Regions from separate parts of the Homo sapiens genome. Here region 2 is linked to region 1. A link is a loop called in an ENCODE intact Hi-C map of the cell type or tissue named here. Cell type or tissue: left ventricle myocardium inferior. All regions are shown on one strand. Each heading gives the region's core, and the rest is flanking DNA. Links, peaks and the distances in the headings are about the cores only. Region 1 overlaps MAP1LC3B2 (microtubule associated protein 1 light chain 3 beta 2). Region 2 holds the start of LINC02457 (long intergenic non-protein coding RNA 2457).

Region 1 (15,979 bases), core at 4,372-12,371:
TTTAAAAGATAAGAACTGAAGCTCTCAGCTCACATTCTTCTTCTTCCTTTTTTTTTCTTTTCTTTTTTTTTTTGATTTGCTCTGTCACTCAGGCTTGAGGGTAGTGGTGTGATCTCAGCTCACTGCAACCTCCACTTCCCAGGTTCAAGCGATTCTCGTGCCTCAGCCTCCCAAGAAGCTGGGATTACAGGCATGCGCCACCATGCTTGCCTATTACTATTATTATTATTATTATTTTTAGTAGAGATGGGGTTTCGCCATGGTGGCTAAGTGGTCTCAAACTCTTGACCTCAAGTGATGTACCTGCCTCAGCCTCCCAAAGTGCTGAGATTACAGGCATGAGCCACCACTCCCAGCCTTTCTCTTTCCATTTTTTTGCTTACTTAACTAACACTTACTGAGTGGTGAACAAGAAAATGTGCAACAGTTTATCCTACAGATAAACTTACCTATGTGCCAAAGACACAAGAACGTTCATTATAACATTGTTGCCGGGCGCGGTGGCTCACGCCTGTAATCCCAGCACTTTGGGAGGCTGAGGCAGGTGGATCACGAGGTCAGGAGATCGAGACCATCCTGGCTAACCCAGTGAAACCCTGTCTCTACTAAAAAAATACAAAAAATCAGCCAGGCATGGGGGCGGGTGCCTGTAGTCCCAGCTACTCGGGAGGCTGAGGCAGGAGAATGGCATGAACCCGGGAGGCGGAGCTTGCAGTGAGCAGAGATTGCGCCGCTGCACTCCAGCCTGGGCAACAGAGCAAGAGTCCATCTCAAAAAAAAAAAAAAATCGTTTATACTAATCAGGGACTGGAAATAGCTTAAATATCCACCAACAAGGGACTGGTTATATAAATAATGAACTGTAGTGTCCCCATACACCATAGGCTGGACAGCCTTTACAGAGAATGAGTTAGAGCTACATCAATGCTTCTCACCAGGGGGTGACTTTACTGCCCCAGGGGACATTTGGCAACATCTAAAGACATTCTTCACTGTCACAACTTAGCAGGGTGCTACTGGCATCTAGTGGGTAGAAGCCAGGGATGCTCCTCAATATCTTACAGTGCACAGAACAGACCCACAACACAGAATTATCCAGACAAGGATAAGCACCAGATTTGTACTTATAATACAGAAATCTCTAAGATATGTTAATTTTTTAAGAAACACAGTAGAAAAATCATAAATATACTAGATGACCATTTGTGCAAAACAAGAATCGTATCTCTATATGGGTGTATATATGTGTAGAACACTCTGGAAGAATAAATAAGAACATGGGGAGCTGTGTCTTCTGAAGGGCCTGGGGGAGAGGTATGGGACAGGAATGTATTTTTCCTATACAGCTTTTTGTACTGTTTGGATATTTTTAAACCACATACTTTACGTGTATTCTTTAAAAAGTTAAAACAGAGGGGGCGCGGTGGCTCACGCCTGTAATCCCAGCACTTTGAGAGGCCAAGGTGGGTGGATCACCTGAGGTCAGGAGTTCGAGACCAGCCTGGCCAACATGGTGAAACCCCATCTCTACTAAAAATACAAAAAAATTAGCTGGGCGTGGGGGCACATGCCTGTAATTCCATCTACTTGGGAGGCTGAGGCAGGAGAATTGCTTGAACCTGGGAGGTGGAGATTGCAGTGAGCCGAGATTGCACCACTGCACTCCAGCCTGGGTGACATAGTGAGACCCCGTCTCAGAAAAAATAAAAAATAAATAAAAAATAAATAAATAAAAAGTTGAAATATAAAAAGTATAGACATTCAGCCAGATTCACCCACATTCATTGCTTGTCCGCTTCCTAACACCCCACGCAGTTGCAGTCGCAAAAGATCTTAGAGATCTTCTAATCTTAGGAGTCATCAAAGAAGTTGTGGAAGTGCTGGATTAGACGCATTTAAATGGGTCTTTACGGGAGGACTTCTTAGAGCCTTTAATACGATAGTGTGCATGATGGATCTCAGAGGAGTACAGTATGCAGAATTAGCAAGCGTCCTTGACTCCTGGATTAGTCTCCTAGGGCTGCTCTAACCAAATGCCACACATTGGAGGTGCGCGAGCTCTAAACAACAGAAATTTATTGTCTCACAGTTCTGGAGGCTGGAAGTCAGAAATCAAGGTGTTGATGGGACTGTGCTCCCTCTGAAATCTGTAGAGAATCCTTCCTTGTCTGTTCCTGGCTTCTGGTGGTGGCCAGCAATCTTTGGTGTTCCTTGGATTGTAGCTGTATTGCTCCAATCTCTGTTCCTTTTTCTTTTCCTTTGTCTTTTTTTTTTTTTTTTTTTTTGACAGGGTCTTGCTCTGTCACCCAGGCTGGAGTGCAGTGGCAAGAAGATGGCTCATTGCAGCCTCGACCTCCCAGGCTCAGGCAGTTCCCCTGCTTCAGCCTCCCGAGTAGCTGGAACTGCAGGCACCCGCCACCATGCCTGGCTCATTATTTTTATTTTTTGTAGATATGGGGTCTCCCTGTGTTGCTCAGGCTGGTCTCAAACTACTGGGCTCAAGCGATCCTTTCTCCTCAGCCTCCCAAAGTGCTGGGATTACAGGTGTGAGCCACCGTGCCTGGCCCAAACTGTTTCATCATTGTCACATGCTGTTCTTTCTCTGGGTCTCTCTGTCTACATGTGGCCGTCTTCTTACAAGGACACCAATCCTGTTAGATTAGGGGCCCACTCTACTTCAGTATGATCTCATCTGAACTAACTACAATGATCTTATTTCCACATAACGTCTCATTCTGAGGTACCGGCAGTACCTCAACATATCTCTTTTGCAAGACAGAATTCAACCCATAAATATAGTTTATTTTCCAGTGTATCCCAAAGGACTACTGTTCTGATTATGCTTCAAGAAATGTGATGTAATATAATTCATTCACTTTACAGTTGATGTGTCTGAAGCCCAGAGAGGGAGAGCATCTAACCCAAGGTCACACAGCTGGTTAGAGGCAGGGCTGAAACTAAAATTCAGGCCAATTATTGACTGAATGAGAGAATCAGTGAACACTATCTGCCCTTGATAGGAGTCGCTTTTTGTACTTGAAGCTGTGAGTGACTGGTGATTAAGATAGTATCCATCAATATATCCACCCCATCAATCCATCTATCCATCCATCCATCCATCCATCCATCCATCCATCCATCCATCCATCCATTCATCCATCCACTGTATCTCCCAACATGCAAGCATCATTACCTGGCAAAGCAGTTCCTGCTCCTTTCCAAATGTCCCCAGGTTTGTGGAGGAAGCCACCATAGACTAACTGAGACCAAATGAGGGATTTTTCTGTTAATGTGTCAGGCGAGGTCTCTATTGTGGCTTTCAGCGCAGCTGGATCCAGAAGCTCAACCAATGCCTTCATCCCCTGCTCTCTCTCCTCTCAGCAATGCTTCCCTTTGGGCATCATTCTCAGACACCCTCCTTCTTCATGGTGGGAAGCATGGGTCCCAGCAGCTCCAGGCTCATCAGCTTTAGAAGGAGACTCTGCCCTTTTCCCCAGGACAGCCAAGGTCCCCAGGATGGCTTCAATGGCTACCTCTCAGAGCCTGTTCCAGTGGCCAGGCGTATTTGGTTTTCTCCTTAGCCAGGCCTGGAGCAGATGGGTGGGTTCAGCTGTCTCTGAACTACAATGACTGAGAAGTGGAGAGCAGTGGTTCTCTCAAAAGGTGTTAGTCAAATAAAACTTGTCCACTGTGATGAGTTAGCTCTTCTCCCACCTCACTGACTCCCCACAAAATATGCAGTTATATATGGTGGTGATTGAGTGAGGACACTGCTCAGCTCTGGGCAACCCCAATCCCACTGTGGTGGGCCAATGTAAACTATGGACGGTTTGGCCTCCTCTGTGTTCCTTCAGTACTTTCCTTACTCTACTGGATGTTTACATTTCTATCCCCCACCTACAACCAAACTGTAAACTCCTTGAGGGACCCTGGCTTATTTTTCTTTGCATCCTCAGCATCTAGCAGAGCAGGCGCAGAGCTGTTACTGCTTTGCCAGATAACATTTCTTGCACGTTGGAAGATATGGTAGTGGAGTGGTCGGTGGATGGTTGGATGGGTGACTGGATGGATGGATGGGGTGGATAAGTTGATGGATACTGTTTTAATAAATGTTCATTGAATTGGAAATCTCTCATAGGGTCAAGGATATGAAAGGTGCTCCATGACAGTTTGCTGAGTGAATGGGTGAATGGTTGGATGGGTGGATGGATGGATGAATGGATACAATGTATGGATGGGTAGCTAGATGGATGAAGGGATGATGAGTTGATGATGGATGGATGAATGGATGGAAGGATGGATGGGTGGGTGGATGGATGAATGGTTGGCTGGCTGACTGGATCAACAGACTGATGGATTGATGGATGGGTGGATGGATGAATGAGTGGTTGAGTTGATATATGGACGCATGGATGGAGGGACTAATTAATGGACGCTCTCTTGATCATTGCTCAGTCACCACCTCTTTTCTCCTTTATAGGTGCAAAGAGCAGCTCTTATCAAGGGCAAACATGGGTCATTGATAGCTCTTATCTGGCTACATGATTTCTGTGACACTGCCTGCTCACTTTCTTTTACAATACAGAGGAGTTAATGCTCATCTGCCTGGTTAATTCCCATTCTGTTTCTGCTGTATATCATCAAGGGTAGTCTAAAACCATGTTGTCAAGCACAAGGATCCAGGTGTCTGCTCAGAAACAGAAGGAAATGGTTAAGAAGTAGAAGCTGTGTGTCCCTCTCTCTTCCTGCAGACTGACTTTGTCCACATGGTGATGAAGATGGCTGGGCTAACCCTTGAGTCACATCCTTGTACAAACCAAGTGAAGAAACCAAGAGTCCCGCATTCTCTGCTCTGCTGCTCCAGAGGCAGACACACCATGACTCCCCTAAATGTGTTGCCCTTGAAGACTCAAGCTCTCAGCCTGTCTCCACTTCAAATCAGAGTTGATCCCACCAAGGAGAGAATTCCTCTGCTCCCCTAAGGAGCTCTGGCTCCCCTGCCCCTTGCTGTCACCCTTATGCCTCCCGGGAAAGGGGCCAACACAGTAGTCAGTTTCAGAGGGACACTCTCTTGAGAAATCAGCACAGAGCGAGCCACCTACCCTGGCAGGCAGTGGAGTTCTTGGTAGGTGGGCTCACTGGACAGAAAGCGCTCACCACCTAGTGCTGTAGGTTCATCATCTCCCTTAGGTATCAGTCCTTGAAAGCTTAAATTAAATAGTTTGAGAGATGCTGAGCAGAAATGCTATTTCCTGCTGCCTTTGACACACTCTCCATAGGGTGCCATATAAGAGCAGCAGCAGCGTGCATTCAGCTCCTCCTACGTGCCAGGCTATGAGACAACTATTAATATCCCCACTTTACGGGAGAGAAAACAAAGCTCAGAGAGGTCAACAGGCTTGCTCATTCTTCTGCAGCCAGTAAGTGGCAGAGCCAAGATTCCAACATGGGGCTCCATGCAAGTCTGCAGCTACCTCCGTGGGCTGGTGTGGCCAAGCCTTCCTGAATGCTCACTGTTGGTCAGTTTTGGAGGTTTTTTTTCTTTTTTCTTTTTCTTTTTTTTTTTTTCAGATGGAGACTTGCTCTGTTGCCCAGGCTGGAGTCCAGTGGCACTATCTCGGCTCACTGCAACCTCTGCCTCCTGGGTTCAAGCAATTCTCCTGCCTCGACCTCCCAAGTAGCTGGGATTGCAGGCACCTGCCACCACGCCCGGCTAATTTTTTTTTTTTTTTTTTTTTTTTTTAGTAGAGACATGGTTTCACCATGTTGGCCAGGCTGGTCTTGAACTCTTGACCTCGTGATCTGCCCATCTCAGCCTCCCAAAGTGCTGGGATTACAGGCATGAGCCACCACATCCAGCCCAGTTTTGGAGTTCAATCAGTGAAAACCTCACTTAGCTTTTTATTTTTCCTATCAGCAGATCATGAACCATCATAGCCTAAGATGGGGGAAAATAGCCTCTGGAAACAAAGATTGATGCAAAAAAAAAAAACAAAACTGGAAATAAGTCAGTGCCAGCACTTGTGTGCCCTTTTTGTCTCGGCTGCTGACATGCTAGGAGTTGAGTAAAAAAGCATGGATCCCTAGAGAGGTGATTTGAGGATCCCTGGAAGCTCCCATCACCTAACAGCTTCCCAGTTTACAGAGATTTTACCTGGAGACCTTCATTTCTTTAGGCTTGAAATCCTTTTTTGATTTTCAAGAGACTGTAATTAAAATGACAATACCTCTGACAGTGGTCATATTAAACTTGCATCAGCTACAAGCTTAAGCAAGGGAACAGGGGTGCTGCTTTAGGAAAGGTAAGCAGAAAGCAGGTATGGGGACCTTAATGAGAAAACCTACTTTGCCTCCACCGTAATTTCACCTACGGCCAGCAGGAAAGGGAGAAAACCATCTCATTTATTTATTGATGCATCACAAATTATTCTTGACACTTAGTGGCTTAAGGCAACAATCAACACTACTTTATGAGGTCTCTGTGGGTCAGGAATCTGGAAGTGGCTTAGCTGGCTATTCTCTCATGAAGGTGCAGTTGAGATGTTGGCTGGGGCTGCAGTCTCATCTGAAGGCTCATTGGGGGCTGGAGGATCTGCTCCATGGTGACTCGCTTATGTGGCTGTTGGCAAGGTGATCTGACCATTGGCAGGAGACCTCAGTTCCTCATCACACAGACCTCCCTGCAGGGCTACTGGAATGTCCTCACAACATGGTGGCTGGCCTCCCTCTCTTTCGGCAAATGAGCCAAAAGAGAGAGCAAAGAAGAGGCTGCAATGTCTTCCATAGCCTTGCCTTAGAAGTCACAGCCTCCCATTTCTACAACATGCTACCCGGTACACTACTCAGTGTGGGAGGGTCCTATGCAAAGATGTGAATAAGGCCCATAGGAGGCAGTGAGATGGTTGGGGCCATCTTGGACACTGATTTAAGGCTAACACAATTATTATCTTTATTTTACAAGTGATAAATAAAGGCATGGTGTGTTAGGCCGTTCTTGCATTGCTATAAAGGAATACATGAGATAGGGTAATTTATAAAGAAAAGAGGTTTAATTGGTTCACAGTTCTGCAGGCTGCAGGAAGCATGGTGTTGGCATCTGCTTGGCTTCTGGGGAGGCCTCAGGGAGCTTTTACTCATGGTGGAAGGTGAAGCAGGAGCTGGCAAGTCATAAGGGGGAAGCAGGAGCAAGAAGGGAGAGAGTGGGGGATGAGATGCCGCACACTTAACCAGATCTCGTGAGAGCTCACTTGCTATTGTGAGGACAGCACCAAGCCATGAGAGATCCACCCCCACCACCCAAACACCAGGTTCACCTCTAACGCTGGGGATCACATTTCAACATGAGATTTGGCAAGGACATATGTTCAAGCCATATCACACAGACAACTGTTATGTATCCATAATAGTTAAAAACTTAAAAAATTTAAAATCAATGCTTCCATTTGACCAGATGCAGTGGCTCATGCCTGTAATCCCAATATCTTGGGAGGCCAGGGCAGGTGTATTGCTTGAGCCTGGCAGTTCAAGATCAACCCGGGTAGCGCAGCAGAAGCTTGACTCTACAAAAAAATTTTTAAATTTTAAAAAATTTTAAAGCGCTCACTGATGCGGTGGCACATGCCTGTAGTCTCAGCTACTCAGGGGGCTGAGGTGGGAGAATCGCTTAAGCCTGGGAGGTCAAGGTTGCAGTAAACTGTGATTACACCACTCCACTCTAGCCTGGGCCATGGAGCAAGACCTTGTCTCAAAAAAAGAAAAATTAAAATAATTAAATTAAATGAAGGGAGTTAAAATAGAATCAAATGGAGGCACGAAAAGGCTACCTGAATTTATATTATCTTGCATTTTTTACAGAAATAAATCAGCACCATTTCGTATATGGTTATGAGATTTGACCAAGAGGGACAGTATACTGTGGACAGTGATCACATCTGATTGCTCACTGCACGATTCCCTGAAGCACCTTGAACAGCATCCAGCATTTAGTGGGTGTCCAGTAAACATCTGCTAAATGGAACATATGAACAAATAAATATAGGCTCAAGAAGATAAAGGGGTCCTTGAAATTTAATCCATTTTATTTTCTGCTCCATCAAGTGTCTTTGGGGAGCAGAGAGCAGGGAACGAGATTCTGCATCTACAGATTTCTCATATCATCGACTTTCTGTGCACATGTGTGTTCTCATGGGTTATTGTTACACGAGCCTTCTGTTTCTTTAAGACTGGAATCTTCTGGTGTGTTGTTGAAAGGAAGGGCTGTGTGGAAGCTACATGGGAAGGAGCATCCCCCCCTTCTTTGAATGATAAAAGGGTCACTTTAATTGAAATAGAGTCATAACTTGTTGCCAGATTTAAGCATAAGACCTCTCATATGTCAAAACCTTAGAGCGGAGAGATTACATATACGGGCAGCACATATATAAATGTATGGATAATTTATGCAATATTTCTCCTATTCACGCTCTCTACTTAAGCTATCCATTAAAGCCCATCACATTAATTTAATTGAAAAATTCTGGGGGAATTGTATTAGCTTTTTTCCCATTAAATTAACATTACAGCCTTTAAAGAGATGTCCTGGATGACCATTGTTGCTAACAAAATTATTATGCAAATTGAAATCTGGCCTTTCTGGGTCTGGCCACCAGCTCCCCACCCTCCTCCTCCTTCTTTGACCCCTCTAATTTAATTGCTCTTTCCCCCTGAGTTCCCAGGCCACGGAAATGGGATGAGAACCCCCGGCCTAAGTCAGAGGCTCTGTGTGGGCTCCATGCCGGGCCTGGTCCACGCCCAGCACAGCAGCTTGGAGTTCTGCTCTCTGGTGCTCAAGGCCCTTTGGGAAAACACTCTTGTCTTATCTCAAGAAAGGAAAAAGCGTGGGTGGATTCCCTGCAGACTAAGAGTGGCTAAGAGTGCGCTCGGGAGTAAAGAGCTTGATACAAAAATAAAAAAAATAAAAAGGTCGTGTGCTGTGGCTCACGCCTGTCATCCCAGAGCTTTAGAAGGCTTAGGTGGGAGGATCGCTTCAGGTCAGGAGTTCGAGACTAGCCCGGGCAATGCAGCAAGACCCAGTCTCTACAAAACATTTTAGAATAAGCCAGGCATGGTGGGAGGATGGCTTGAGCCCAGGAGTTCAGAAGGGCTGAGTTTGAAATGGGATTCTGCCCTTAGTGATTCTGGAACTTCAAGCAAGTTTTCTAACCTCTGGAAAACCAGGAAACTATCCCTCCCTGGAGGCAAGGCTGAAGGAGGACAGGAAATCATGTACAGGCTGGACGTGGTCGCTCACGCCTGTCATCCCAGCACTTTGGGAGGCCGAGGTGGCTGGATCACTTGAGGTCAGGAGTTTGAGACCAGCCTGACCAACATGGCGAAACCCCGTCTCTACAAAAGCTACAAAATTTAGTGGGTGTGGTGGTGCATGCCTGTAATTCCAGCTACTCGGGAGGCTGAGGCACCAGAATTGCTTGAACCTGGGAGGTGGAGGTTGCAGTGAGCCGAGATTGCGCCATTGCACCCCAGCCTGGGTGACAGAGTGAGACTTTGTCTCAAAAAAAAAAAGAAAGAAAATTATGTACAGTGCTTGCATCAGGCAGGCACTCATCAAGGATTGCTATTATCATGTATTGACTTCGTCATTCATTCATTTACCCATTCATTCAGGAAATAATTTCAGAGCCCCTCTCTGTGCCTGCCACTGGGTTAGGTGCAGAGGAGGTGGCAAGAGCCACAGGAATAAAGTCTTCCATCTCCTACAGCTGCTCTGGCAGGGTGAGGGTGGGGGTGGGGGCAGGGAATAAACAGGCAAACAAGTAAATCACATTACTGTAGATAGAGGTAGGTGTTCTTGTCATTATTAGCAGGTTAAGCATGTGTGTTAGGCCGTTCTACTGACGCAGAGTAGGCTCCTAATCCAATAAGACTAGTGTCCTTGTAAGAAGATGGCCACGTCTAGACAGAGACACACAGAAAGAACACCATATGACAATGATGACACAGAGATTGGGCCAGACACGATGGCTCATGACTGTAACCCCAGCACTTTGGGAAGCCAAGGCAGGTGGACCACTTGAGCCCAGGAGTTCTCAAGACCAGCCTGGGCAACATGGCAAAACCCCGTCTCTACAAGAAAAACAAAAATTAGCTGGGCATGGTGGTGCGCACCTGTAGTCTCAGCTACTTAAGAGGCTGAGGCAGGAGGATCACCTGAAACTGGAAGTCGAGATTGCAGTGAACCATGATTGCACCACTGCACTCCAGCCCAGGTGTCAGACCATGCTCCAAAACCAACCAACCAAAAACAACAACAAAAGAAATACCTGAGACTGGGTAATTTTTGTTTGCTTGTTTGTTTGTTTTGTTTCATTTTGTTTTTTGAGATGGAGTCTCACTCTGTCGCCCAGGCTGGAGTGCAGTGGCGTGATCTCAGCTCGCTGCATCCTGAAAGGAGGTTTTATTGGCTTACCGTTCTGCAGGCTATATAGGAAGCGTAGCAGCATTTGCTTCTGGGGAGATCTCAGGAAGCTTCCAATCATGGCAGAAGGCAAAGGGGGAGCAGGCATGTCAACAGCAAAAGCAGGAGCAAGAGAGAGAGTGAGGGGAAGGGGCCACACCCTTTTAAACCATCAGATCTCTCACTTCTCACCAAACGGATGGCCCAAGCCATTCATGAGGGATCTGTCCCCATGATCCCAATACCTCCCACCAGGCCCTACCTCCAGCATTGGGGATTACAATTCAACATGAGTTTGGGTGGGGATAAATATCCAAATTATATCAGCATGTATTTAAAAAGGGAGAAGTATAGTCCTATAAATGAAGCAACCACCTTGATTTCCCTCAGCCACCAGTAAGTAGAATCAGCATTTCCCTTGGGCTGTTTCAGAGAGGCTTCCTGTAGGTCCTGGGCCCACTTGGAATGAGCTTTCTCCACCCTGAGCTGCTGAATCTCCTTGGAGCCAAAGCTGAGAGGCAGGCGCTCCAGAGCCAGGAGATCTCCGTGAAATCTGCCTTATTTCCTCTTTTCGAGGAATAAAGTGTCCCCCAAGCCCCTCATGGATCTTTCTGACTGATACTCCTCAAGTGTTCCTTGCTAATCTCTCTGGATGAGCACCAAAACCTCACTACTCTTCAGGGGTTGCCAAGGGGGATTTCTTATCTTTCTTATCTCATCTTTCCCATCTCTTAAATCTCCAGGACTTTCTCTTTTCATGAATGTGCTCTGCTACTTGCATAGGCACTAAGATGGAAATGAGGCTCTCTAAGGGAAAGTCAAGGCCTTCTTTGCCTTTGGGGGTTGAGAACACACCCTTGAAATAAGGAGCAGGCGTGGAGACCAAGCTTATCCCCCTCCAAATTAGTGCCAGGTTAGAGTGTGGAGAGATGGCTGGTCTTCTTGCCTTCTGTTGCAATCATCTATTGCCGGGTAACGAATAAGCCCAAACCATAGTGGCTTAAAACAATGTTCATTTGTTTGTTTGTTTGTTTGTTTGAGATGGAGTCTTGCTGTGTTGCTCAAGCTGGAGTGCAGTGGTGCGATCTGGGCTCACTGCCACCTCCACCTCCCAGGTTCAAGTGATTCTCCTGCTTCAGCCTCCTGAGTAGCTGGGATTACAGGTGCCTGCCACCATGCCCGGCTGACTTTCGTATTTTTACAGAAACGGGGTTTCACCATATTGGCCAGGCTGGTCTTGAACTCCTGACCTCAGGTGATCCTCCCTCCCCAGCCTCTCAAAGTGCTGGAATTACAGGTACGAGCCACCATGCTGGGCTGGATTCATTTGTTATCCTTCATGGTTTCTGTAGAATAAAGATTCATAAGCAGCTTGACTGGACAATTCTAGCTCAGGATATCACATGTGGCTACCGTTGGGGTCACCTAGAAGGCTTCTTCACACTCAAGTCTGGTGTATGGATCAGGAAGACCTGTGGAGCTGGTGGCCAGAAGAGCTGGTTCCTTGGGCGTCTCTCTCTCTATCTTGATGTGGTTTCTCCATGTGATCTCTCCGTTGTGGTGGCTTCAGGGAACCAGATTTGTTTCTTTGTTTTTTTGTGCTTTTTGAGACTGAGTCTCACTCTATTGCCCAGGCTGGAGTGCAGTGGCACAATCTCAGCTCACTGCAACCTCCGCCTCCTGGGTTCAAGCGATTCTGTGCCTCAGCCTCCCAAGTAGCTGGGATCACAGGCATGCTCCACCATGCCTGGCTAATTTTAGTAAAGACAGGGTTTCGCCATGTTGGCCAGGCTGGTCTCGAATTCCTAAGCTCAGGTGATCCATCCGCTCAGCCTCCCACAGTGCTGGGATTACAGGCATGAGCTACCATGCCTGGCCTAGAATCATACTTCTTATGTGGTGATCACAGCACCCAAAGCATGTGTCCTGAGAGAATGAGAGAGGGCCAGGTGGAAGCCATATTACCTTCTCTGAGCTATCTTTGGAAGGATACGTGTGCCTCTTCCGCTTTATTCTATTGGTTGAAACAGTCATAGAGGCCAACCCAGGTTGAAGGGAAGGGGAAATAGACTCCACCTCTCATGGGCAACAGAAAGTTCTGGAAGACCATGAGGGACTGAAAATATTGCAATGGGTCATATCTACCCATTATATATTTCTGGTTATGATTACTATGATGGTTGTAGACTGAAATGTGTAAACTAAAACAATAAATCTAGGATATGACATGGGAGGATATCCTTATGTCCTCAGGATGGGGAAACATTTCTAAGACAGGACATGAAAATACTAACCATAGGCTGGGCGCAGTGGCTCACGCCTGTAATTCTAGCACTTTGGGAGGCCGAGGCAGGCAGATCACCTGAGGTCAGGAGTTTGAGGCCAGCCTGGCCAACATGGTGAAACCCCATCTCTACTAACAACACAAAAATTAGCCAGGCATGATGGTACACTCCTGTAGTCCCAGCTACTCAGGAGCCTGAGGCATGAGAATCGCTTGAACCCAGGAAGCGGAGGTTGCAGTGAGCCAAGATTATGCCACTGCACTTCAACCTGGGTGACTAAGACAGACTCTATCAAAAAAAAAAAAAAAAAGGAAAGAAAAAGAAAAAAATACTAACCATAAAGAAAACAGCTGGCTGGGTGCAGTGGCTCATGCCTGTAATCCCAGCAATTTGGGAGGCTGAGGTAGGCGGATTGCTTGAGGCGAGGAGTTTGAGACCAGTCTGGGCAACATGAAGAAACCCCATCTCTACAGAAAAAAATACAAAAATTAGCGGAGTGTGGTGGCAGTGCACCTGCCTGTGGCCCCAGCTACTTGGGAGGCTGAGATGGGAGGATGGCTTGAGTCCAGGAGGCAGAGGTTGCAGTGAGCTGAGATCACGCCACTGCACTCCAGCCTGGACAATGGAGCAGGAGCCTGTTGAAGGAAGGAAGGAAGGAAGGTAGGGAGGGAGGGAGAGAGGGAGGAAGGGAAGAGAGGAGAGAGAAAGAAAGAGAGAAAGAGGCAAGAAGAAAGAAAGAAAAAGAAAGAAAGAGAGAAAGAGAAGAAAGAAAGAAGAAAGAAAGAAACAAAGAAAGAAAGAAAGGAGGGAGGGAGGGAAGGAAGGAAGAAAGGAAGGAAGGGCAAACAGTTGATCAATTGGACTTCATTAAAATTAAGATCTTCTGTTCATCAAAATATCCCATTAGAGAACAAAAATGCAAACCACAGAATGGGAGAAGATAGTTGAACTAAAGATATCAAGCAGAGGATTCATATTCAGAATATTTAAAAAGGATGCCTGCAAATTAATAAGAAAAAAATGCAATTAAAAAATAATTGGCAAAACACACAAGCTTTTTACAAAAGAGAAATCCAAATGGCCAATAAACCTGTCAAAAAGGAGTCAATATCATTAGTCAATTAAATGCAATTAAAACCACAGTGAGATTTTTACATATGTAAATAAAACTAAGCTAAGATTTTTGCACCTTACTATATATAAATTTTACACTTACACATGTAAAAATGGCTAAGTTTACAGGAAAAAAAAAGAAAAGAAAACCTGTTAATACCAAGTGTTGTTAATGCTTAGAGAAGCTGAGACCCTTGTATACAGATGGTGGGAGTCCAAATTAGTACAACCACTTCAGAAAATTGTTTAGTAGCATTTCCTAAAGCTGAACATAAGCATACACACTCCAAGAATATGCCTAGTAGTGATGTGTAAATATGGATCCAAAGATATGTTCAAGAATGTTCATAGTGGCATTATTGATAATAGCCTCAAACTAGAAACCACCCAAATATTATCATAGTGGAAAAGATAAGTAAAGTGTGGCATATTTGTTCAATGCTATAAATGCAACACTGCATGTGGCATTATGCAATATAGCCTGAAGTTGGACAAACCCATACAATCACACATACACTCACTAACATGCCACTGAGTGAAAGAACGAGCTATATGATTTCATTTACATAAGGTTAAAAACTAATGAAAACAAATGTGGAGGCTCTAAGTCTAATCTGCGGTTAGCTTTGGCAGTGGTGATAGGGATGACTCGGAGGCGCAGGAGGAACACTTTTGGGATTGGGTAACATTGTATATCTTCATCTGGGTGGCACTTACAAAGAGGTGTTCCCTTCTTAAAAATTATTTGTATACTTTTATTGTATGCACATTACATATACTTCTATTTAAAATCACATATACTTCCATTTGTTTCTTTTTGTTGTTGTTGTTGTTGTTTGAGACAGAGTTTTATTCTTGCCGACCAGGCTGGACTGCTATGCCAGGATCTTGGCTCACTGCAACCTCCACTTCCCAGGTTCAAACGATTTTCCTGCTTCAGCCTCCCGAGCAGCTGGGACTACAGGCACTCGCCACCATGCCCAGCTAATTTTTGTATTTTTAGTAGAGATGGGGTTTCACCATGTTGGTAAGTCTGGTCTCGAACTCCTGACCTCAGGTGATCCACCCACCTCGGCCTCCCAAAGTGCTGGGATTACAGGCATGAGCCACCTCAATCGGCCTTAGAAGTTTGCTTCTAAAAGATCGTTATGCCCATGTTCTATACCAGTGGTCGGCAGACTATAGCCCCAGGTCAAATCTGGCCAGCTACTTCTCTTATAAATAAAATTGTATTGGAACACAGCCATCCTCATTCACTTACACATTGTGTAAGGCAATTTTTTTTTTTTTTTAGAATGCAAAGTATTTTATTTTTAAACTTTTAAAATTTGAAAACAAGCTAGCCTACATTAAATAATATAGTTTCCAAAGCTGAATGTGCTCACTTGGAGCTCAGTTTTTCTGCTTGAAACACAAACACAACTTCCTAACACTCCTAGGTGGGAACACTACTGTTTGATGATCTGTGATTAGATGAACTGATCGATCTCAGTTGGTAACATCCCTTTTTTTTTCCTTGGTAAGGGTTTAAAAAATTCTAGAAGAGATGCATTTTTTCTGGTTTTACACTGACAATTTCATCCCGAACGTCTCCTGGGAGGCACAGACCATGTACAGGAATCCATCTTCATCTTTCTCACTCTCATACACCTCTGAGATTGGTGTGGAGACGCTGACCATGCTGTGTCCGTTCACCAACAGGAAGAAGGCCTGATTAGCATTGAGCTGTAAGCGCCTTCTAATTATCTTGATGAGCTCACTCATGTTGACATGGTCAGGTACAAGGAACTTTGTTTTATCCAGAACAGGAAGCTGCTTCTCACCCTTGTATCGTTCTATTATCACCGGGATTTTGGTTGGATGCTGCTCTCGAATAAGTCGGACATCTTCTACTCTTTGTTCGAAGGTGCGCCGCTGCTTGAAGGTCTTCTCCGACGGCATGGTGTGGGGATCTGGGCCGCGGCGGCGACGACGCGAGGGTCCCGGCGGCTCCTGGGGGTGGCGGCTGCTGCGGCAGCGAATCCGACTGTGGCCGTGTAAGGCTATTTTTGCACAATAACAACAGAGCTGAGTAGTTGTGGCAGAAACTGTATATGTTACAGCCACACACCATCATATATTTACTATC
Region 2 (15,979 bases), core at 3,275-11,274, 67 kb after region 1:
GTTTTTAATATTTCAGTATCGTTATTACCGTCTAAGTGATTTCCTTGGCAATCAGGTCAGGAGTTCGACACCAGCCTGGCCAACATGGTGAAACCCCTGCCACTACTAAAAATACAAAAATTAGCTGGGCATGGTGGCACATGCCTGTAATCCCAGCTACCCAGGAGGCTGAGGCAGGAGAATCACTTGAACCTGGGAGACGGAGGTTGCAGTGAGCCAAAATCACACCATCGCGCTCCAGCCTGGGAGACAGAGCAAGACTTTGTCAAAAAAAAAAAAAGAAAAAAAAAAGGAAGGAGAGGAGAAAAGAAAAGAAGAAAGAAAAGCACGATTCTAAAAAGTTCTATCAAATTGCCCAAGGGATTTATGGTCTGTACCTGGGAAACTTTGAGGTGAGGCCTCTACTCTGTTTTTTGTTTTGTTTTGTTTTTGAGACGGAGTCTCACACTGTTGCCCAGGGTGGAGTGCAGTGGTGCAATCTCTGCTCACTGCAACCTCTGCCTCCTGGGTTCAAGCAGTTCTCCTGCCTCAGCCTCCCAAGTAGCTGGGATTACAGGCGCCTGCTGCCACACCCAGCTAATGTTTTGTGTTTTTAGTGGAGACAGGATTTCACTATGTTGGCCAGGCTGGTCTTGAACCCCTGACCTCGTGATCCACCCACCTCGGCCTCCCAAAGTGCTAGAATTACAGGCGTGAGCCACCGCGCCCGGCTAGGCCTCTACTCTGGAAGTTTGCAGCAAAATTAGGGAACAAGACAAATGTATTCATCAATATGTAAAATGCAATCATAAATGTCAAACAGGCCATGTGCGGTGGCTCACACCTGTAATCCCAGCACTTTGGGAGGCTGAGGCAGGTGGATTACTTGAGCCCAGGAGTTTGAAACCAGCCTGGGCAACGTGACAAGATCCCGTCTCTACAAAAAGTACAAACATTAGCTGGACATGGTGGTGCATGCCTGTAGTCCCAGGTACTCGGGAAGCTGAGGTGGGAGGATCGCTTGAGCCCGGGAAGTGGAGGCTGCAGTGAGCTGAGATCATGCCACTGCATTCCAGCCTGGGGGACAGAGCAAAACCCTGTCTCAACAAAAACAAAACAAACAAACAAAAAAAGTCAAAGAAAGAGTGAGCTCTTTCAAGACAGGGACTGCATTTTTTAAAAAAAACTCTTGTATCCATAGTACCCCAAACTGCCAACAATCAATAGCAGTATGTTGCCAAAAAGTAATGCCAAATGCATCTCAAATCATCTCAATTTATACTTCTGGCTACTTACAAGCTGAGTGATCTTGAGAGAGTGACAATTACCTTGGCATGCCTCGATTTCCTCATCTGGAAGATGGGCTTAACAAAATCTCTTTCTCAACATTGTCGACACAATCAAATGAGATCAAGGGTGTGAACTCGCCTAGCATAGTCCTGGGCTCTGCACGGGTGCACAGCCAAGGTCAGCTCAGTCTGATGGTGGACTTGCGTTTGGTTTTGTCTTCCTGGAGACCAGAGGCTATTTTCTCAGTTCTTTGGGAAGTGGGGAAATGGGGGTGAGATTTTTGCTTGTTATTATTATTTTTTATTTTTATTTTTATTTTTGAGATGGAGTCTCACTCCGTTGCCCAGGCTGGAGTGCAGTGGTGCAATGTTGGCTCACTGCAACCTCCACCTCCTGGGTTCAGGCAATTCTCCTGCCTCAGCCTCTCGAGTAGCTGGGATTACAGGCATGCGCCACCATACCTGGCTATTTTTTTTGTATTTTTAGTAGAGGTAAGGTTTCACCATGTTGGCCAGGCTGGTCTCAAACTCCTGACCTCAGGTGATCCTCCCACCTCAGCCTCCCAAAGTGCTGGGATCACAGGTGTGAAGCACCATGCCCTGCCTGTTATTATTATTTTTTAAATTAAAAGTTAGATTGAACAGAAAATTGCCTTTTCTGAGACATTTCATCTGACAGGGTCTATGTTTGAGCTCACATCTTATCAAGATAATCAGAATGCCCCATGGTGTCTGGACTGCATCTCTGACCCAGTTAGTGTTCTTTCTAGCGTCTTCTGTGTTACAGACTGGTTTGGAAGAGCTCAAGTTCCCAAAATGCTCCTGTGGCCCTCAGACCTTCCTTCCCTGGGGGACCAGCCCCTAGAAACCTGCAGACTCCATCCCTGGGGTGGCAGCGAGTCACCCTGGGAGAACCTGCATCGGATTTCACCGCTGACAAATTGACCAAAGTGGGTCTGTGTGCACCTTTGCAGGCCCCTCTGATAGCCCTGATCTCTGCACTACCTCTATGAAGACAGCATTGTCTCCCCTCCATTGTCACACATGGAGACCGGGCGGGGTGGGTGGAGGAAGATCTGGACGCTCAGGTCCTTGGCCACCTGCCCTGCCGCATGCCAGGGTGTGATGATCCAGGATTGGAGAATGCCTGCCTTGTCTTGCCAGAGACTGCTTCACCGCTCTCTCGCTCACACATTTGCTCGGAAGATGCCTGCGTCTGTGAGGGCTGGTGAAGACCTGGAACAGCCTTTGAAGGTATCCAGCCAACTGAATTTAATTAAACTGCAGTTCCAGAAGCCAGCAGCATTTTCTTAAGAAAGCAATACAACTTCTAAAAGTCCCCCGATGCTCCCGTGCCGCCCATTTCCTGTGCTTCAGACTACGTCATAAAACTGTCCATGGGGCAGTTTCCTTTGATGATGGATCCAGTTGACAAGTTTTTTTTTTTTTTAGCAAGCATCACAGCCTCTTCTTTCTTAAGTGAGGAATGCCACATTTGTTCTTGCTTCCCCAAGCTGAAGTTATGGGACCTTGATCTTTTCTATGTGGTTTCTTGGATGGCTCATCTTGGAGAGTCACGCTTTCACCAGCCCGAGATCAGGGTAGCATCACAGCAGGAGCCAAATGTTGATTGCATTACTGCACTAAGTAAGATAAAGTGGTGGCCGAGGAATACTTCTGCTTCCAAACATGCCTTTCAGTCATTCAGTCTGCAATTATTGAACCCTTAATACGTGCTAGGGGCTAGGGATAGAATGGTGAACAGGACACCGTAGCTACAATCTTTACCATGTTTTCTATGATCAAGGGAGAGATAGATAATAAATACATAAGCAAATTAAGACATAAAACAGTTACAGATTGTTATACGTGCTAAAAAGAAACAGATGGCTAGAGAATAGTGGAGGGATATTCTTAGATAAAGTCAAAGAAGATCTCTCTGAGAAAGTGACATTCAAGATGAGAGCTGAAGGATGAGACGGAGCCAGCCCTGGGAACAGCCAGGGCTAGAATCTTCCAAGGCAGGAGGAACAGCAAGTGCAAAGGCCCTGGGGAGGGGAAAGCTTGGCAAGCGCTAGGAACTGACAGAAGGTCAGGGTTGCTGGAGTGTAATGAACAAGAAAGGCAGTGGCAAGAGAGAGGAGAGACAGAGAGGCATGGAGGGGTCCCTGCTGAGCCACAGAGATCGCTATGAAGAGTGTGGATTTTGGCCAGGTGCGGTGGCTCATGCCTGTAATCCCAGCGCTTTGGGAGGCCGAGGTGGACAGATCACTTGAGGTCAGGAGTTCGAGACCATCCTGGCCAACTTGGTGAAACCCCGTCTCTAGTATAAATCAAAAAATTAGCTTGGCGCGGTGGTGGTGACCTGTAATCCCAGGTACTTGGGAGGCTGAGGCAGGAGAATTGCTTGAACCTGGGAGGCAGACGTGGCAGGGAGCCGAGATGCCACTGTACTCCAGCCTGGGCAACAGAGTGAAACTCCATCTCAAAATAAATAAATAAATAAATAAGAGTGTGGATTTTACTCTAGGTCGGGGGGAAGGGGAACTGAAATTCACATAGGAACCACCTATGAATCACCTCCACCTATGAAGCTGTGGAATGAATAAATGATTTAGAAATAGTCTTCCATTTGCAAGCTTAGGCATCCAAGTCTTCGGCAATTGCATCCCTCTCTGATCCCCCTCCAGGACTCCTTACCTCTGTCACCCCGTGGGGCTTTTTGCATATATGCCTGTAAATGGTTATCAGAAGACCCTGGCTGAGGTCCTCTAGAGCTGCTGCACTGCCTAACTCCAGGGCGGTAGCAGTGGTCTCACTGTGTTCTCTGTCAGTGACACTCTTTGGCATGCAACATAGACTTGGATGAAATGGTGCTTCCTAGACCTGTGCAATTGGGGGTCCTGGCCTGCCTCTGATGCTCACTAATACATGACCTGAGCAAGTTGCGAGCTGCCTCTGGGTCTCTGTTTTATGGTGTATGAAAAGAGACCCTGCCACACCTACCTCCCAGGGTTGTTGAGCACTTCCAAAGAAGAATATCTCACTGCGGCCCTCGGATGTGCTTCAGGCATCAGCAGACACCCTGACATTTCATTAAAAAAGTGAGAGGTGTGTATGTGTGTGTGTGTTTGCTATGCAAGTGCATTTTCTACAAAAGAGAGGATCCAGGCCAGGTGTGGGGGCTCACGCATGTAATTCTAACACTTTGGGAGGCTGAGGCAGGAGGATCACTTGAGCCTAGGAGTTCAAGGCTAGCAGTCAGCCAAGGTGGCACCACTGCACTCCAGCCTGGGTGACAGAGCAGGACTCTGATTTTGTTTGCAGGGAGAAGAAGGTGCAAGAGAGGGGGAGGTGGGGGAGAGAGAGAGAGACAGAGAGAGAATCCAAGACTGTCTCCTCAGTTTCTCAAAGAGATCCATGATCCACCCAAGCTGAAAAGGTATTAAACACCTGGTAGTTGGAACTGCCTTGGCTCTTGAAGTTGCTCTCTTGCTCTGAAATCTGGTTCAACATTTGCATGTAGATGTTTTGTTTCCTCTCCGAAGTCTGTAAGCCGCTTTGCTTGGTGGGAGGGGGCTGCCTGCATTGGCATTGACTCTTGCCTCCCCACGTCACACCATGCTGACGCCTGGCTCCCATAAACCTGCCAAGCAGCAATCTGTCAGCCCAGGGCCAAGTCCTCCCCACTGTCCAAATTGGAGGACCCCAAGGCCCTTCCTGCTGCACCAATGGCCAAGAGTGGATGGAATGAGCGAAATCATTGTGTACTATCAGTGAGCTGGCGATTGCCTTACTCCTGCAAGGTAATAAGATGCCTTAACCCAGTTAAGAAGCTTCTGCAGGTTACCCCCAAGGAGCCATCGCTAATGCTGGAGATTGCTGGCACCATGGTAGGCCAAGGAGGAAGATGTTTCTGTTTTCAGGGAGAAGAAGATGCAAGTGCTTTTAACCTCCTCCCACCCACGCAAGGTTGACCCTGAATGGTTTATGTGTCTGTGTTACACACACATCCAGCATAGCACCCAGCACATTACAGGCACTTAACAAAAGTAGTAAATAAATAATGGTCCTTTCCAGCTCATATGCCCACCACACCCTCCAGAGATTGTAATGCAGTACACTCACCTCTCATCTAGCCGAATCTTAACTGCTTCCCCCACCTCTTCCTGACAAGTAATAAAGTTAATAATACCTTGTGTGGCTGTTGTATCTTTCTTCGCAAGAACTCCAAACACTTGGCTTCATCCTCATTTCTGAATTAGATTGAAAAGGGCTGGGGGTAAGAGGAAATCCTACTGACCCACACCCACTCCCACCTAATCGATGTTATTTCAGGGAAACTGAGGCCTAGTTAGGACAGGAAATTCTTCGTCCAGATCTGCAAGTCACAGGCAGGTGGGACTGCGAAAAAAGACCTCCCCTGCCCTATTCCCAGTCCTGAATTTAATCTGTCCTGAAACAATTGAAATCTTTTTTTGGCCCGGAGGCCAGGCAGATCTAATTCTGCTAATGTCTGATAGTCCTGCAGTTCTTGAGGTTTGGGAAAACCCCCTTGCTTGGGAAGCTACCCACGGGAAGAAGAGGTCTCTAACAGTATACAGCCAGAGACTGAGAGCTTACCTGCCACCTGGGACCACAGGGAGTGCAAATGAAGTTCCTGCCACACTCTCCAGGGGATATGAATCAGGGATTCAGGGTGGGCTTGGATCTACATGACAAGCTTTGACTTGCCTACCTTCCTGGGCTTCCAGAACAAAGCCTGTGGTGGTGAAAGGCTATATACAATGAAAGAGAGAGAGAAAAAAAAAAAGCATGCCCTGGGAAACCACCTGGCCTGCTCCTGGTTCCCATTAGCTGACTAACTCAAGGAGAAAGTGAGTTAGGAGTTTTTGGGCCTCTGTTGTTTCATCAATTAAATGGGTTTAATATTAATTGCCCTGTGTGCCCCGAGAGGTGATCAGGAGCATGAAGCAAAATAACAGATGGGAAAGTGCTTTGAAAAAATATCAGGTACTCTATTGAGATAACATTGTCGTGAACTTGGCAATGCAGGCTAGGCTGTCTGAGGATCACCTGCAGAACTTCAAAGCTGAAGGGGAACTCGGGGCTCAGAGGGGCCATCATTTTCTGGAAGAGGCCAGAAGAAGGGAAGTGGGTGTGGCAGGCTGAAAAATATCCCCCCTCACCCCAAAGATATCCCAATCAAATCCCTAGAACCTGTGAATGTTATCTGGATCAAGGGTCTTTGCAGACATGATTAGATCAATTTTCTTGAGATGAGGGGATCTCCCTGGATAACCCAAGTAGGCCCTAAATGCAATCACTCATATCCTTACAAATTAGACATGCAGAGAATGGACACACAGAGAAGCAGGGAAAGCAATGTGAAGACAGATGCAGAGATTGGAGTGATGAGTCCACAAGCCAAGGAACACCCAGAACTACCAAATTGGGAGGGGGCAAATGAGGATCTTCCCCTAGAACCCTCACGTTGGTTTCAGGCTTCTGGGCTCCAGAACTGTCAGCGAATACATGTCTGTTTTTCTAAGCCACCACTTTGTGGAAATTGATTACAGCAGCATTTGGAAACTGACACCATGTGAGGTGTGCAAATTCCCACTCTGTGTTGGTAGCAGAGCTGGGCATCCTGGCTCCTCGTCCACCGTGCGTCACGTCGCCGCTCCGCCTGGCATCTGCAGGAGAGGTTAGGAAACACAGTCATCTCCAAAGCTCAGGGACAAGGGAAGATGGCAGTGGCCACTGAACCAGCTGCTTTTGGTAGCATGGGAGGAGAGGCAAAAGGGGACATTGCACATCAAGTGCTGCCTCTCACGAACCAGCCGATGCTGGAACTCACAAACTGTCCCACAGAACAAGCCTGGGATAAAGATCTAGTGTCCTGGGCCGGGCGCCGTGGCTCACACCTGTAATCCCAGCACTCTGGGAGGCTGAGGTGGGCGGATCATGAGGTCAGGAGATCGAAACCATCCTGGCTAACATGGTGAAACCCCGTCTCTACTAAAAATACAAAAAAATTAGCCGGGCATGGTGGCGGGTGCCTGCAGTCCCAGCTACTTGGGAGGCTGAGGCAGGAGAATGGCGTGAACCTGGGAGGCGGAGCTTGCAGTGGGCCGAGATCGCGCCACTGCACTCCAGCCTGGGCGACAGAGCAAGACTCCATCTCAAAAAAAAAAAAAAAAAAAAAAAAGAAATAGTGTCCTCTGCCAAAAGAGGAATAGGTCTCAGCTCCAAATTAGATACCTGGAGGTACAACTCTGTGTTTCCTTCATGCGATGAGCTGGCTCCCACGCTCCTGGGGCCTTCCACTGCAGCGCAGACCTCCCCTGGGAGAGCTGCATGGACACATGTTTTCGGAGAATGGAGACTTGGTGCTGATCTTCTGCGTGTTGTAGAGACGATGGTTTGCTGTCAGTTCCTGCCTGCCATCCAGCAAAAAAGGCTCTGATGGCTGAGTAGCTGATTGTTCTCCAAAAGGCCCATGAGAAAAGCTGCATGTTCAGAACTCCAAAGATTGATTTCTGACCCAGAGTGAATTTTCATGGAGTTATCAGAAACGAGCGCCTTGTGACTTTCAGTTCCCCAGTTAGCCAGCTGCTGATGAGGGAACTCCCTGCTGAATGTCTGGCATCTTCCAGCTTTAGTTCCCAGTTGTATCCTCACACTACAGAGAGAGAGAGAGAGAAACAGCTAGTTCTCTTTTTGTTCTTTTTTTTTTTTTTTTTGAGACAGGGTCTCTCTCTGTCACCCAGGCTGGAGTGCAGTGGCACGTTCTCGGCTCACTGCAACCTCTGCCTCCCAGGCTCAAGCAATTCTCGCTCGTGCCTTTCTGCCTCCAGAGTAGCTGAGATTACAGGTGCTCACCACCTCGCCCGGCTAATTTTTGTATTTTCAGTAGAGACAGGGTTTCACCACATTGGGTGGGCTGGTCTCGAACTCCTGGCCTCAAGTGATCCACCAGCCTTGGCCTCCCAAAGTGCTGGGATTACAGATGTGAGCCACCGCACCTGGCCAAAAAAAAAATTTAGTGTATGTATATTCAGCGTGTCTTTATTTGAATAGGTAATATATGTATATGTGGAAAAATTTCAAGCATTGCAAGAAAGTGTACAGTGAAAATAAATAAGATAAAAAAGAGCATACATCTCCTTCACTGTCTGACTCTAGGCCCCCTGAGTTCCTTCACTAGAAGAAACCACCATCACTTGCCTCTTGGATAAGCTTCCAGAAGAATTTGATGCTATAAAACATGTAATGTAAGTGCATATCCCCTTTTGTTTAACAAATGATAGCATCTTCTACATGCTGTTATGCCTCTTTGTTCTTTCTGTTTGTTAATATCTTTTGGAGACCATTTCAGAGGAGTGCAGAGAGAGCTTTCGTTTGATCTGGGCTGCATAGCATTCCAGCATATAGACGTACCATGATTTATTTAACCTGTTCTATGAGCCACTTTTATAGGGTGCTGTACATTTCCTTGTGACACAAAGGAAAGCCTACACAAGCTTTTGGAATCACACCAGTCAACGATTCAGCTAGGTACTGGAAATAAAACTGAGAACAAATATAAAGTGAGTCGAATGAAATCATGACATAATTGCAACATAATCAGCATTTGCTGAGTACCTAGTGTGGATCAGGGGCTGTCTAGGTGCTATATCATTTAACTTGAATGGCAATCCTGTGGGGAGTAGTTAACACCCATGTTTTGCTACTGAGGCTTGGACAGTTTCAGCAATTCAGCCAAGAACCAAACCTAGCATGCAAGTCCTCTGACCCCAAGTCTGAAACTCTTCCTTGTGTCAGCACGCTGCCTCCTCTAGTGCCTAATCCTTGAGTCTCACTGGGATTTAAACACAGTGTGCTAGGGCTGAAAAATGGGCAGCTCAGTTGTAGACCAGGGTGCTAATGATAACCAATCTCCTCTCCATTACAGCCCTGTCTAGATTCTTCATCCATGCAACATATACTCATTGAGTGCCTCTCATGTGCCTAGCACTGTGCTTATGCATGGGATTGAGATCAACAAGATATGCAAGATTTCTGTCCCTGTGCAATGGGGTTGAATGGTGACCCAATGCCCCCCTCCGCCACTAACTTACATACACATCTGAACACCTGGCACCTGTGAATGTGACCTCTTTTGGAAATAGGGTCTTTGCAATATAATTAAGGATCCTGAGGTGAGATCATTGTATTTGTCTGTTGTGACACTGCTATAAAGAACTGCCCAAGACTGGGTAATTCATAACGAAAAGAGGTTTAATTGACTCACAGTTCTGCGTGGCTGCGGAGGCCTCGGGAAACTTACAATCGTGGTGGAAGGGGAAGCAGGCACGTCTTACATGGCAGCAGGTGAGAGAGAGTACATAAAGGAGGAACTGTCAAACACTTATATAACCATCAGATCTTGTCAGAACTCACTCACTATCACGAGAACAGCATAAGGGAAACCACCCCTATGACCCAATCACCTGCCACCAGGTCCCTCCCTCAACACGTGGGGATTAAGGGGATTATAGTTTAAGATGAGATTTTTGCAGGGACACAGAGCCAAACCATATCAATCACCCTGGATCCCTAAATCCAATGACAAGTGCCTTTTATGAGAAAAAGATAGAGAGAGATTTGACACACCCATGTGAAGATGCAGTCAGGGATTGGAGAGAAGGAGCCACAAGCCAAGGAACATCTTGGGGCCACCAGTGGCTGGAAGAGGCAAGGAAGGATCTTCACCAAGAGCCTTCACAGGGAGCATGACCCAGCTAACTCCTTGACTTTGCACTTCTGGCCCCCAGAACTATGACAAAATAAATGTCTGTTTTTTTAAGCCACCTAGTTTGTGTTCATTTGTCATGGCAGCCTAAGGAAATGAATATACCCTGTAAAGGGATCATTTTTCTTTTCTTTTTTTGAGACAGAGTCTCACTCTGTCACCCAGGCTGGAGTGTGGTGGTGCGATCTCGGCTCACTGTAACCTCTGCCTCCCAGGTTCAAGTGATTCCCATGCCTCAGCCTCCCACGTAGCTGGGATTACAGGCATGTGCCATGACACCTGGCTAGTTTTTGTATTTTTAGTAGAGACAGGGTTTCACCATGTTGGCCAGACTGGTCTAGAACTCCTGACCTCAAGTGATCCACCCGTCTCGGCCTCCCAGTGTGCTGGGATTACAGGTATGCACTACCACGCCTGGCCTGGGATCATTATTTGAATGAAGAAAAGCGTTGGTTGCAAGATGACCCAGGTAGTGCATATGAAAATTCACTGGAGCAGACCCTCTTGTGCTGTCAGAATGATACAGGCTAGTTTCTTGCAGAAGACACTGAAACAAATACAGTGGAATCCTAAAACCCCAAACTTCCAGCTGTTTTAAAAAACAGGCAGCCGGCAAGTCAGCAGGATAATTAGACAGGCAGACCGTTAACTTGCTCCAGTCATCACCATGGAGTGTCATCAGCCCAGGTTTTTTCATTAATGTCCAAGAACTCCTGGATCCCTCTGTCTTCAACAAACACGTACAGTGTGTGTGCTCTTTGGGGGGCCCTATGCTGGGCTCTGAAGGGGGTACGACACAGCCCCAACCCTATGGGGCTCAGGATCTGGTCGGGGAGGAGTAATGTCAGCCCTGGTGGTTAGAGGTAGTGCTGACATTCACCAGGATGCACTGATACAGCGACACAGTTCCAATGGTGGAATACTTCTGTCTGTGGCACTTGGTAAATAGCTGCCTCCCTGAACCCCTAAGTGCCATCCTGCCACCTTGGCTATGCCAGCCCCCACCACCCTTCCTAAGACGCCAGGGACCTCTGCACCATTCAGCAACTAAAAGGATAATGGTGCCCTGGTACAGCAGGGAGGGGACCTCCAGGATCCTGCTTCTGTGCTGTAGCCAAGATCCATTCTGACTGATCAAATGCCCTTGTTGTACTGAGTGACACATTGATGTAGTTTGGCTGTGTCCCCACCCAAACCTCATCTTGAATTATAGCTCCCACAATTCCCATGTGTTGTGGAAGGGACCCGGTGGGAGTTAATTGAATCATGGGAGTGGATCTTTCCCATGCTGTTCTCATGATAGTGAATAAGCCTCATGAGATCTGATGGTTTTATAAAGAGGATTTTCCCTGCACAAGTTCTCTTCTCTTGTCTGCCACCATGTGAGACATGCCTTTCACCTTCCACCGTGATTATGAGGCCTCCCCAGCCATACGGAATTGCGAGTCCATTAAACCTCTTTCTTGGCCAGGTGTGGTGGCTCATGCCTGTAATCCCAGCACTTCAGGAGGCTGATGCAGGTGGATCACGAGGTCATGAGATCGAGACCAGCCTGGCTAACATGGTGAAACCCCATCTCTACTGAAAAATACAAAATATTAGACAGGTGTGGTGGCATGCACCTGTAGTCCCAGCTACTCGGGAGGCTGAGGCAGGAGAAAGGCAGGGGAATTGCTTGGACCCAGGAGGCAGAGGTTGCAGTGAGCCAAGATCGCACTATTGCACTCCAGCCTAGGCAACAGAGCGAGACTCTGTCTAAAAAAAAAAAAAAAAAACCTCTTTCTTTTGTAAATTCCTCAGTCTCAAGTATGTCTTTATCAGCAGCATGAGAACTGACTAATACTAATACACACATATTTTGAGGATCATCACTGATTGGACCTCAATGCTGAGGGGCTGGCTTTGAATCTGTGTCTTTCATCTATATAACTCTAGCTAGTCATCTGAAATTGCAAGCCTTAGGCACAAAAACATGAGTGAGGGTGGGCCCATCTACCCACATCACTCCTCCCTGCCTTAAACATAGCCTCAAAGACATCACTGGTCCCTGCAAACGGCCCCAAAAGGGTCTAGGGAGAGACCTGGGGGATCCAGACCAGCACACACAATGGTCAGGACCACCTCTGCAAGCTGCCAAATCTCAAAGAAAGGCCAAAAGCCAAGACTAGTCTGAAAACCCCACAGTATGCGTGCCCTGCTGAAAGTCAAGGGTCTGAAGCCTGGAGGCAAGGAGGCAGGGAGGGCCAGATCCTGGGGTCCAAATAAGGCCAGTTCCAGATAAGCCAGAGGTTAACCCTCAAATGCCAGCAGGGGCCAGACAGGTAAGTACATTAATGAAGTGGCTAGCCCAAGCCTGATACTGGGACAGCCTTAGCACACTTCCCAAAGCCATGTCTGTAATTTTCAATGGGATGAAGGCAATTTTTGTAGGGGCGGCTTCAGGCCCTTGGGCGTGTCAGGGAATTGGCTGCAGGTGCCGTAGAAGTGTGTTTCTATCATCCTTCTTTACCTTTCTCTGCAAGGTCAAGGGGCCAAACATGAAACCTTTCAGAGTCATTCCGAAGGGTTTTTTGAGAATCAAAGCTACCTAAGCGAGGTCCAGAGAGCAAGCCCTTTCCACAGGGGGTAAGAGGAGGCACCCCCGGGTCATTGGCATTGTTATTATTACAGAGGGTGATGAAGGATGGTGGGTCCTTGAGAGAATAAACTTTCCTAATCGTTCCTGAAACCAAAGATGGAGTGCACTGTATTGCATTATTTAACAATTGCATTGATTCATTCTGAATATTTCTGCAGACCTATTATGTGCAGGTTATTAAGGGGCTATGATGGGGAACAAATCAGAAGTGGATTCTGCCCAGCCTGGCCAACATGGTGAAACCCCGTCTCTACTAAAAATACAAAAATTAGCCAGGTGTCGTGGTGTGCACCTGTAATCCCAGCTCCTTGGGAGGCTGAGGCATGAGAATCACTTGAACCCGGAGGCAGAGGTTGCAGTGAGCCTGGATCACGCCACTGCATTCCAGCCTGAGTGACAGAGCAAGACTCTGTCTCAAAAAAAAAAAAATAATAAATAAATAAAAAGAAAAGGAAAAGAAGTGGTCTTTGTTCTTGCAGCACGTACAGTCAACTGAGCACCTACTATGTGCCAGGCCCCTTGCAAAAATGATGTCAAGTACCCCCATATCACCATGAATTTTAGTTATTGAGGGCCTGTGCTATACCAGGGATGGTCAAGGTTAAGGATATCCGTGCAAATAATAATGGCGGCAACATGAACTGATGTCTTGCTAAGTGTCATGCATGCACTGACTGTGAGTGTTATTGTAGTTAAGTTCCCAGTAACCTCTGGGAACTAAACATAGTCCAGATGAGGAAACCGAGGCACAGAGAGGTTGCGACTCCTCCCACTAGTAAGTGGCAGAGATGGGGCTTGAACTTGCCCTGATTCTAGAGCAGACACTATTAATTATGCTGCCTGCTTAGTAATTCTCAAAACGTCCCTATAAGTAGTCATGCTTAGCCCCAATTTGCAGATTAGAAACTGAGGCTCTGGAAGGTTTTTCTTGTGACGGCAACCCAGGGCGGGGACCAGAGTGAAGCCTCGGCTCAGCTGCTAAAGTTAAAGGGATACCAAAAACCCAGTAATCAAGATAAACAGTATTTAATGCAACATTTTAAAACTCACAAATTGATGCAAAATATCCACAATGAACAAGACATGAAAACTTTAAAGAAAGACAGGATCCCACCTTGTACACGAAAGTCTTCACCTGACTTGCCTCACTCTAACCCCAGTCCTGTCTTTAATTTTTTCAGTTTGTTCATCATTGATTTTGTTGGCAGTAATTTTCAGTTTTTAACAATATTGTATTAAAATTTTATTTATTTATTTATTTATTTGTTTATTTGTTTATTTTTTAGAAATGAGGTCTCACTATGTTTCCCAGGCTGTCTCAAACTCCTGGACTCAAGCCATCCTCCTACCTCGGCCTCCCAAAGTGCTGGGATTACAGGCGTGAGCTGCCACTTCCTGCCATTATTTATCTTGATTATGGACATTTTTTGTTTGCCGTTACATCTTGCACCTTGGCAAGTGCCTCACTGATCTTATCCTAGTATGGATTCTGCAGCATTAACTTCTCACAGCTATTTCATTTATTATTACTATTGTGTTTTTTGGAGACAGGGTCTTGGCTCTGGCACCCAGGCAGGAGTGCAGTGCTGCGATCATAGCTTACGGCAGCCTCTAACTCCTTGGCTCAAGTGATCCTCCTGCCTCAGCCTCACAAGTAGCTAAGACTACAAGTGTGCACCACCCCATCCGGTTTTTATTTATTTTATTTTATTATTATTAATTTTTTTTGTAGAGAGAGAGAGTCTCACTATATTGTCCAGGATGGTCTTGAACTCCTGGTCTCAAGCAATCCTCCCACCTCAGCCTCCCAAAGTGTTGGGACTACAGGGGTGAGCCAGGAGTCAGGCCCCATAGCTGTCGGGTGTTCACCCTGTACCACTCTTTCAGGTCTTCGTTGTGTCTTATCCTCCCAACAGCCCTAGGAGGCAAGGTTATCTTCCCTAAAGGTCCTGTTTTATAGAGGAGGACACGAGACAGCGGCTCAGAGTGGTGGAGAGCTTTACTTAAAATCATACAGCAGAGGGGAGGACAGTTGAACCCAGCCAGGCTTCCTGGAAGGAGGGAGGGAACTTCCCCGCGCTGGGAACAGCCCAAGCGTGGGTGGGGGACTGATGATCGCCCAGGCGTCTCCAGAATTCCTGCAGGGGGTGGGGAGGGGGGACCTGGTGACCTCTGAGTTCCCAACAACCCTCGATTCCAGTTTTCTACGATTCCATTGCTTCTTATGAAGCTGGTGACTTGGAGCCTGCCCCAGTCCCTGGGCCCCAGCCTGGACCCGGGGAGCCCCGGGGCGGGAATCAGCGGGGACCCTGCACGTCCCAGGGCAGGGGGAACGGGGAAGGTGTCCCCGCCAGCCTGGTGCGCGGAGCCTGGCTCCTCGGCGCGCCTGAGCAGCGGCCCTGGGAGGGAGAGGCGTCGCGTTGCAAGAAAGCTGTTGGTAATAAGCGGAATTGGGTTTTAATGGGGTTCGCACAGATAGAACAGAAATCAAATTAGGGCCTAATTGGCATGCAGGAGGCAGCCAGAGCCGCGGCGGCGCGGCGGGCCCGCTGGGGCCGAGCAGCGCAGCAGCCCCCCGACGCCGCGTCCCGCCTGCGGGAGGCCTGGGCGCGCTGGGACCCTCTCCGGCGGCGACGCCCAGCCCCTGCACGGCCCCGCCCCTGCGTTTCGCCCTGGAGAACCGAGGCGCAGCCTGGGGACCAGCATCCCACTACAGCCCCGCCCGGGCAGCCTGGGAGGGGCCCTTTGACCTTGACCCCGCTCCTTGAAAACGCTGGAGCCGCTGAGAGCTTGCAGAGCTTGGCGTTGGCTTGGTTTGATTTATTTTGATTTTCCCTATTGATGGCAAAGGAAAAAAAAAAAAAAAAGAATGTAGGGGAGGTGGCACAGGGAAATAAAGTGGGACAGAAGAGGAGAAAGAGTATTGGCAAAAGGAAAAGGAACCGAACACCCAGTGCGTAATAATGAGAGCGATAACAGCAATGTTGGGTGCCGACCCTGGGCCAGGTCCTGAGCTGGCAGGTTGCAGGGATTTACAGCATGACTCCTGTGAGGTTTGATACTCCTCTTTTCATCTCACACGTGACGAACTGGAAGCACAGACGTTTAGTTGTTTCCTGAGGGTCACTCAGCAAGCAAACTGTGGTGCTCACGTTGCAACCCAAGGCTGGGGACTCCAAGGGTAATACGTGTATCTGTTTCTGCCACAAGCAGGTAAAAGTTTTTTTTAATTATTTTTTGTTTTATTTTTATGTTATTTTTTTGAGACAGTGTCTC

What was found. Hi-C counts contacts between places; a loop is a spot of excess contacts. Peaks named below come from ENCODE experiments on the same cell type or tissue, not always from the same donor. Only the 100,000 strongest peaks of a DNase experiment are listed, where the experiment ranks them.
Region 2: a loop joins it to region 1, with 2.0 times the contacts of the local background. A loop is called at or near these places in 13 of 110 quality-filtered maps.

The regions. Positions count from the first base shown.
Region 1 is chr12:116,575,756-116,591,734 of GRCh38, reverse strand. It overlaps MAP1LC3B2 (microtubule associated protein 1 light chain 3 beta 2), which reads right to left. Exons shown (of 2, transcript NM_001085481.3): 2 at 15,129-15,893. The coding sequence starts at 15,792. The coding sequence ends at 15,415. Among named protein-coding and RNA genes, the nearest start is that of MAP1LC3B2, 24 kb to the right of the region's middle. RefSeq lists a silencer at 14,357-14,651. In left ventricle myocardium inferior, for the core only: no CTCF peak of the experiment used is centred there; a DNase peak (open chromatin) is centred at 8,794; H3K27me3 peaks cover 1,984 bases.
Region 2 is chr12:116,507,803-116,523,781 of GRCh38, reverse strand. LINC02457 (long intergenic non-protein coding RNA 2457) reads right to left here and starts at 7,953. Exons shown (of 3, transcript XR_001749339.3): 1 at 7,533-7,953; 2 at 5,892-6,964; 3 at 1,868-5,524. LOC105370008 (a long non-coding RNA gene) reads left to right here and starts at 15,366. Exons shown (of 3, transcript XR_945395.3): 1 at 15,366-15,916. RefSeq lists enhancers at 4,412-4,912, 4,913-5,413 and a silencer at 15,212-15,341. In left ventricle myocardium inferior, for the core only: no CTCF peak of the experiment used is centred there; a DNase peak (open chromatin) is centred at 7,606; H3K27me3 peaks cover 2,679 bases.